2 separate regions of the Homo sapiens genome follow, and region 1 is linked to region 2. A link is a loop called in an ENCODE intact Hi-C map of the cell type or tissue named here. Cell type or tissue: PC-9. All regions are shown on one strand.

What was found. A loop is a pair of places that touch in the nucleus more often than their neighbours do. Peaks named below come from ENCODE experiments on the same cell type or tissue, not always from the same donor. Only the 100,000 strongest peaks of a DNase experiment are listed, where the experiment ranks them.
Region 1: a loop joins it to region 2, with 2.8 times the contacts of the local background. A loop is called at or near these places in 1 of 110 quality-filtered maps.

What each region holds. Positions count from the first base shown.
Region 1 is chr4:177,578,153-177,582,152 of GRCh38, forward strand. All of the region lies in intron 1 of AGA-DT (AGA divergent transcript), which reads left to right. It overlaps LOC124900889 (U7 small nuclear RNA), which reads left to right and starts at 2,707; the gene lies at 2,707-2,769. In PC-9, a CTCF peak has its summit at 1,692 (motif pointing right); no DNase peak of the experiment used is centred here.
Region 2 is chr4:177,726,808-177,730,807 of GRCh38, forward strand. LINC01098 (long intergenic non-protein coding RNA 1098) reads left to right here and starts at 1,950. Exons shown (of 6, transcript NR_028342.1): 1 at 1,950-2,210. RefSeq lists an enhancer at 1,077-2,276. In PC-9, no CTCF peak of the experiment used is centred here; a DNase peak (open chromatin) is centred at 1,734; H3K27ac peaks cover 1,110 bases.

The DNA of each region.
Region 1 (4,000 bases), 150 kb before region 2:
AGGGACAGAATCGTAGCTGCTATCAAGCTTTCAAACTGGGCTTGTAACCTCTAAGTTTAGGAACTTCAGTTCTAGGAAAAGATATTCTCACTAGAGAAGTTCATGAATCAGGAATTCCCAAAGTCAATTAGCATCCAGTGGAGTTTTCGGCTATTCTTCCATACCAGAGCGGGCCATATTCTGTTGGTTTATTTTTTGAGAATTGTTAATCTTAAATAATAGATGAATTTGACCAGGTTATAAAAATCTCTTCATGTTAAGGTAATTCCTTCCTTGTCACTTAAAATTTACTCAATAAAAGTACTGGTTGGATATTTTTCATGTCCAGGCCATATCTCTGAACTTAAGAGACTTACAGATTAATAATGAACATTTGTTTATAAAGTCCTGGCTGCTAGGCATAGTTCTAGTAGATTTCACAAGGTTATTTTAGTACTTAACAAAAACCTTGAGGAAAAGGTATTATCATCCTCGTACAAGGAAACAGAAGCTTGGAGAGTTTCTGTTAGAGATAGATACATAAATTCACCAGCTTGGTAAGACACAAAGCTATAATTGGAACCTGTGTCTTCTAATGTGTTTTCCAGATGCATGTAAAATGAATGGATTTCTAAGAAGGTGAATCCTTTCATTATGTCTTTCATACTTATTTTACATTCTGTGTTTAGGTCATTATTAGTACCATTGGATCAAATATGTCACTGAAAGTGATCTGTTAATTTGTTGTTCAAATTGGTACACATTAGAATGCGAAAAGGTGCTCTACTGGTAATTACTATAGTCTCAGGCAAATCAGAATAGATGGTTACCCCAAATGACGCTAAAGAATCGTGTTGGTTTTCTTTAGGGCTTCTTAGTGGTCTAAGAACAGCAGATTTGTATTTGCTGTATAGTCTGGTTTTATCACATGAGCAATTCATTTGTATCGTATTCATCTGTGGATTGATTTGTGTAATTCTACCATAATTTTCCATTGGTCAAATGTGTCCTTGTTTCACTATAGATTTCTTAGTTAAATAAAGTTCAGAAATGATAAAAGAATTGAGCTACATATTTAAATGTCTGATTTTCTGATATATAGTCACCATATCCAGGAATTATTCCAACTTTCAGTATAGATGTTTTAACAATTATTGAACAAAAGTAATTAAAAATTATGTATAATTTTCATCATTGATTTTAAGGATATTATATATCACTATAATAGTAGAAATAATTTTTTACTTGTAGTAAAAAGATGTAGTCTTGAATCTTGGCTATATAATTCAGTCTTTGAAACTTTGAACAGTAATTCATGTCTTTAAATAAGAGCTTTCTCATTTTTAAAAGGATATACAAGTTTCTGCTGTAACACCTCAGAGGAACACTGTAAATACTAAATAAGATAATATGTGAGTGCTTTGGAAATTGTAAAGAACTTTAAAAAATGTATGTCTGTAGGTGTATATATTTACATATATACATTTTGATGTCTACATTCTCATCTACATTAAAGCTTAAATTATTTTGCTTTATAGATTTTAGCTAATATTTTAAAACTTTAAATAACTATACATAAACAAAACCTTCTATAGCTTTAAAGTAATAATTTAAAACCCCACCAAGGAAAGTAATTTCTAATTTACTTCATGGAGCTGTTTCCTAAAAACGCCCTGAAGATGGCACAATAAGTACATTTTGGTGCAAATATTACTAAAGAAGTTGTAAGAAAAATATATTTGAGGTTAAAACACTAAATTTAAAACAAGCCTTTTGTAAGTTTGTGGAAAAGAAATAGTTTCTGAGCCTTTTAACCAATGCCCATTGTTTTAATGTTACAGAAGTCATTTGTTTCATTGCAGTTTAAGGAGCACTACAAACAGGTAGCTAGTCAGAAAACTGATATTGTCACATGTTACTGACAAGAGTCAGGTTAGTTCATGTTGCACAGTTTTATCAATAAATTTACCCTTGTAATTGTAAAACAGCTGATAAGCTCATCTGTTATCTTCTGCATAATGTACAATCTGTATCTAAATGCCAGTTTTTATTAGGCATTATGGGGATAAGGACTAGCAGAGAGAAAAGTTGAAAAATATCTGTTTTATTAAAATATAAAATACAGTAGGCCCTATTTTTAGAAAAAATATTAGACAGTTATAATGATTTCTGTGGGGTTGTAATACTTACAAGTTTTAAAAATATACATCTATATTATAGGCCAACTATATATTTTACGAAGATGAAGTAGAACTCACGAAATGACAGTTAGTAGAAATAAAGGTGCCTTTGGAAATACACAGGTGTGAAAATATTTATGCTCTATCTATTTGAGTATCAGAGGTTACTGTTCTCAGCCATCTCTGTGACTTACTTGTTTCTCTATCACACACATATTAAATACTTATAATATGTATAATGTAGTCTCTACCTATTAAGGATTTAAAATCTAAATATGACCAATTATATATTCATATGCATACACATATAAATGTTACACATAAATTAATGTTATATATTGGTTGTAAATACATGTCCATACACATTCACTTACTCACGTTAAATAAATACCTAGGTGAAAAATAGGTTTTGTAATTAAATTCATATCTAAATCCTCGAAGGAAAGTTTGTGTTTTTATGGGTGTTGGCAAATTGTGTCTCACTGGAAGGGACTTCTTTAACTTACCTTTTGAGAACTGAACTTTAGTCCCAACAAAACTGATTTATTAGTGTTATAACTCTTCTATAATTTGTGTAGCAGGTTTTCCGGTCTTCACTAGAAAAACTCATAAGGATACATTAAACAAAATGATTTATTATGGCATTCTTAGAGCACTGAGATACTAGAGGAGCATAAGAAATTTTGACAATTTGGACGTTAATTACAATTTTTTTTCTGTGTCAATATCCCAAGGCCTGTTGATTTTTTTTCAGGATCAAAAGCAATATGATTTTTGGCGATTAGTAAATCACGGAAATGTCAATATAGTCTTTTCAATTTAGATGGATTGCTAAAAATTAAAATGATATGAAGTTATAGCATTTGGGACTTCATCAGTTTATAATTAGGAACTGAGGCTGGGTGCAGTGGCTCATGGCTGTAATCCCAGCACTTTGGGAGGCCGAGGCTGGTGGATCACCTGAGGTCAGGAGTTCGAGACCAGCCTGGCCAACATGGTGAAACTCCATCGCTACTAAAAATACAAAAATTAGCCGGGCGTGGTGGCAGGTGCCTGTAATCCCAGCTACTCGGGAGGCTGAGGCGGGAGAATTGCTGGAACCTGGGAGGCGGAGGTTGCAGTGAGCCAAGATCGCGCCATTGCCCTATAGCTCAGACCAACAACAGCGAGACTCCGTCTCAAAAATAAAATAAAATAAATAAAGAACTGAAAGTCTTATCATTTGTTTTGAGCTTTTCTTCTTGTGTTTCTTTTTGAATGAAATATCTGCTTATTTAAAATATTTTAGTAGACCTTTTATGTTCAAAATCTTTAGGTAGGGAAAATGGGAGTATATATTTAGAAAATTATAGATTGTGATGCTTACAAAAAAGTCATCATAAGTTATCAAAAGAATAATGGATGGTTCAAAAATGTCTAAATGCTTATGAAGCTGATTGTCAATGATGTGTTATTTGGAACCGTATGGGTCAATTTGACAATGTGTACTTAAGGATGTCAGGCGACATGTTGCTGAACTGACTGCACTGCCTCTTTTAAAAATGTTTTAAAAACTGGCCGTATATACATTTATCTATGTGGTCTTTGTTAGTATATTTTTCACTGTTTTAAAAATATTTTTAAAAACAATTTAAAAAATCTTAAAGAAATGAACAAAATGGATGAACACACTAAACAAGCAAACAACGAAAAAGCAGAGAGAGAGGAAAAAAAAAGCTCTTACCTTGCAACATGCTATTTTGAACTTAATCTGACAGAATCGCAGTCAGTCCATTGTTTGAAGGTTCTCAAAAGAATGTGAGATCTTATTTGATTGAAAGAAAACATGGCTTTCAGTCATA
Region 2 (4,000 bases):
GACTGATCAAGGGAGAATTAGCCCTAAATTAATGAATTATAATAACTAAATTTTTATACCTTCTTTTTCACTTGTGACATGATACCTGAATTATTCAGAGTGCCTACAAATCTTGGGTACTCATTTCGAGGAAAGACATGACCTTATATTCCACTTGCCAGAGAGGGGTTAAATCATCATCTTGAGGTTACAGCAATCTATAGATTCTATACATATTTTAGTGGCAGATTTCAGTGCTTGCTTTATATATATTTTAGCAGCAGTTTTCAGTGAGTGGCAGATTTCAGCAAGTGCCAAAATCTCACTGGGACAAACCCTTCAGAAAATAGAAGAGAATACTGCTGTCTGGGACTAGGTGAATACAGATCTGTTTTTAATTTTCAGGCTTCCTTGTGAAAATTTAATGTTTAAAACATCTAAGCCAGGTTAAAAGTTCTAATAGTTCTGACTGCTGGTAGAACGGACATAATTCTTCATTGCGAGGTGTCCTTGACAGAACGCCTCTTGTTATTATAGAGATACAGGCCTTATGAAGATTCTTTCCTTCATGGTTACCTCTCTTCCTCTGTTTTCATTTGTTTGTTTGACCAAGTCCTACGCTGTGCATACTCCAGAATCACACACACACTGTGTCACTTATCAATCCTGCCGTCCCTGATTTCAGTTGATGATTTTTGTCTATTACTAATGTAGATTATCTGATTCTACCATCACTCTATTAGCTGCTAATGGCCTAATTCAATTGTTATCTATAATCTGTTATTTTTCTTAAGAAATTAGGTCTATGATTGAATTTTTCATAATTTTTCTCTGCAGCAAACTTCGTTTGGAACATCTGGGAGTGATAACTCAAAAGTAGCAATATTCTTGATATGGACAGGGTAGTATAGTGAAAGTGGCGGTGATTATCCTCATTTAAAAAGTGAGTCTATTTTACATTTTAATTGTGGTGATGAACATATTTCAAGGAGATACTAGCTTATACTTAGGAGAATGCTCTCAGTGCCAACAGACAATGAGGGATCAATTTATCATTAACTGATTAGACGAGACTTATTTTGGCAATTGGAAAGAGAAGGCAAATATATCCAGAATGTTCAGAGAATTTCGTTTTTTATTCCACTTTCCATAGTCACTTGTATCCAGAGCTTATATTTTATTTTTGAGTTGAATAAAATAACATTCATAATGTTATGGCATGATGTGTTTTGGTACATTCAGCAAGTGCCACAATCTCACTGGGACAAATCCCCATACCATTCATAATCGCCAATAGTTACAATAATCACTGTTTAGCTTTGTATTATGTACTATAACTTTTACCAGGCAATAATAGTCACTTGAAATAACCATATTCAACTTAAAGGAAATTTAAGAGTTAAAAATATCTATGTGATTATCAAAGAAAATGTAAAAAGCTGAACATAGAACTGTTTCTAGTAATATGGTAGATAAGCTACCTAGAAGCTTGGCTTATACACCACAAAACATTTAGGAGACTTGTATAAGAAAACTCCCAGTATTTTTTTTTTTTTTTAAAGGAAGCTAGAAACCAGAGCTTTCAGCTGAGGCTGTGAATGCTGTAAGCTACACGGATGTGCTTTGGTCAAGGAATGGGCCGAGGCAGACATCCCGGCCTGCATGACTCAGCGGGACTGGTGCACAGGCACACACCTCTACTTGTTATATAACCTGTTTCTGTAAGCTCATACTTGGCTCTATGCCCCTATTGTTTGTAAAAGGTATAACTGCCCTGCTGATGCTGTGCAGGGGCTCTTGGGCGTGGCTTGGCTCGGCTTGGCATAACATGGCTCAACATGGCGCTGGTGCCCAGAGAACGAGAGAGCGAGCCAAAGCTGTCCGTCTTGAAGGCGGGCAGGGGGAAGCCAGGAACCAGGAAAGAGTTAAGCTTCTGACCCGGAAGAAAAGGGAGAGCTGGCCGCGCAGCTGTGCGTGGAAATGGCCGGCTCAAGCAGCCGAGACAGAGCAGAGTGTGAGAGAGCTAATGGAAGTAAGCTGCTGAAGAAACCGTATTCACCTGCCTATGGCCCGTGAGTGTTCTTGAAGCTATCTGGCGTTCATCCACCCACTCCCCTCGGACCTCAGCATGGGCTGGAACCTCACCCTAGACCTAACAGATGCTCTCATGAGCACTCTTCAAACTCAGAAATTTCCCTTACGTCATCACGAGCCGAAGATTTCTAATTAAAGTATGTCAAGATGAAGTGGACTTAATTGACATCTGCCTTTTAAAGTATAATTCGTTCTTTTCTTGAAACTCGGATCTCTAAGTAGTAGAATATTTAGTAAATATAACTCCCATCCTTATTCTAGGCGATTTGGGAAATAAAATATTAGATGTGAAGCTTAATACAACGTTTGAAAATATTATAAACACTTTGTTTTAGTCTATTATTTTGGTTGTTAATGTCAGAAACTCAGATCAAGTTGGATAAATTTAGGAGACTCAAATATTTTCATAAGGGTGCGTTTTCTCTCCATTTCTAGTATTTCCTCTGTAGTTTAGGTTTATTTTCTCCCTCTGTAGATGGACTCCCTCTATAAAGTCAAGGAATATTACGGCCACGAGTGGTGGCTCACGCCTGTAATCCCGGCACTTTGGGAGGCCGAGGCAGGCGGATCACGAGGTCAGGAGATCAAGACCATCCTGGCCAACATGGTGAAATCCTGTCTCTACTAAAAATACATAAATTAGCTGGGTGTGGTTGTGAGTGCCTGTAATCCCAGCTACTCGGGAGGCTGAGGCAGGAGAATAGCTTGAACTAGGGAGGTGGAGGCTGCAGTGAGCTGAGATGGCACCACTGCACTCCAGCCTGGTGACAGAGCAAGACTCCATCTAAAAAAAAAAAAAAAAAAGTCAAGGAATATTACTAGCGGCTCAGATTTGGTTGCATAGTTTATCTGCCACAGTGGGAAAGGGGTGTGAAGCCTTCTTACCCAAAAATTCTGATAAGAGTGACTAGAGTTAATACAACGTGATTCTGATGATTGGCCCTTGGTTCTGAGCCAGGTTGTCAACCCAAAACAACAACAAAAAGCTAAGAGAATATGCTAATCCCATTGCCAAGTCTAGCACCATGCTTGATGCCAGAGAGTTGCGTCAGTTCCAGCCAAATTACACAGATAATTAGGAGAGAAGAGATAAATTGTCAAAGAAAACAGGTGTGCAGTTACTAGCAGGAGAGCAAATGAGTGAGTTTACTCTTCCTCTGGTACTCCCAGAACCAAAAATGTCCAAAACCTAAACTTCATATGTCATCTCATTTTATTTGCTATTTGGTGAGTAGCTTTACCAAGTTGTCATTCTTTGAGAGCTCTAGGATCAACGGATTCTTCTCCCTGCCTTTGAGCTTTTAACAGATTCTTTAACGTCCGCTGAACTGTTAATACACTGCAAATGGCATTGGATAAAGGGAATGGGTTGTAGCTTGCTTCTGCCAGTAGTTACTATCAGTTATAATTGTAGACAATAAATCCAATTTCTTTAAACTCCAAATTTCTTGTTTGAAAAAATTCTATGCAAGATTCAATCAATTTTTTAGACTCTAGATCCTCTTGGATCCAAACAAGTTCCCTCGGTTCTTTCAAAGTCACTGAATTTGATTGCCATATATTTATAGAGTTCATGGCTTGTAAATATAACTTTTGGAAAATACTCAAAATTTTAGATTATTATAATTGCAGATCCTTTTTCACCCCACTAACATCTCCTTTCTCCCGATTGTATGCATTGTCATCGAACCTTCGTGGTCACTTAATAAGTTTAAACAATTTTGGATATTTCCAAAAGCCCGTTTTGTTTTACCTTCAATTTGAAAATCAAACAAAATACTAACTTAGACTCAAACATGTAATCCCTTTCAAAGGTGTAGATTTGTTTTTCTGTTTTTTAGCTCCTAATGAAACTGATAAAATATTTATTTTATCTAATATAACTAGAGAGAATATTGGTCATTGGTATTTGCATCCCTTCCTACTG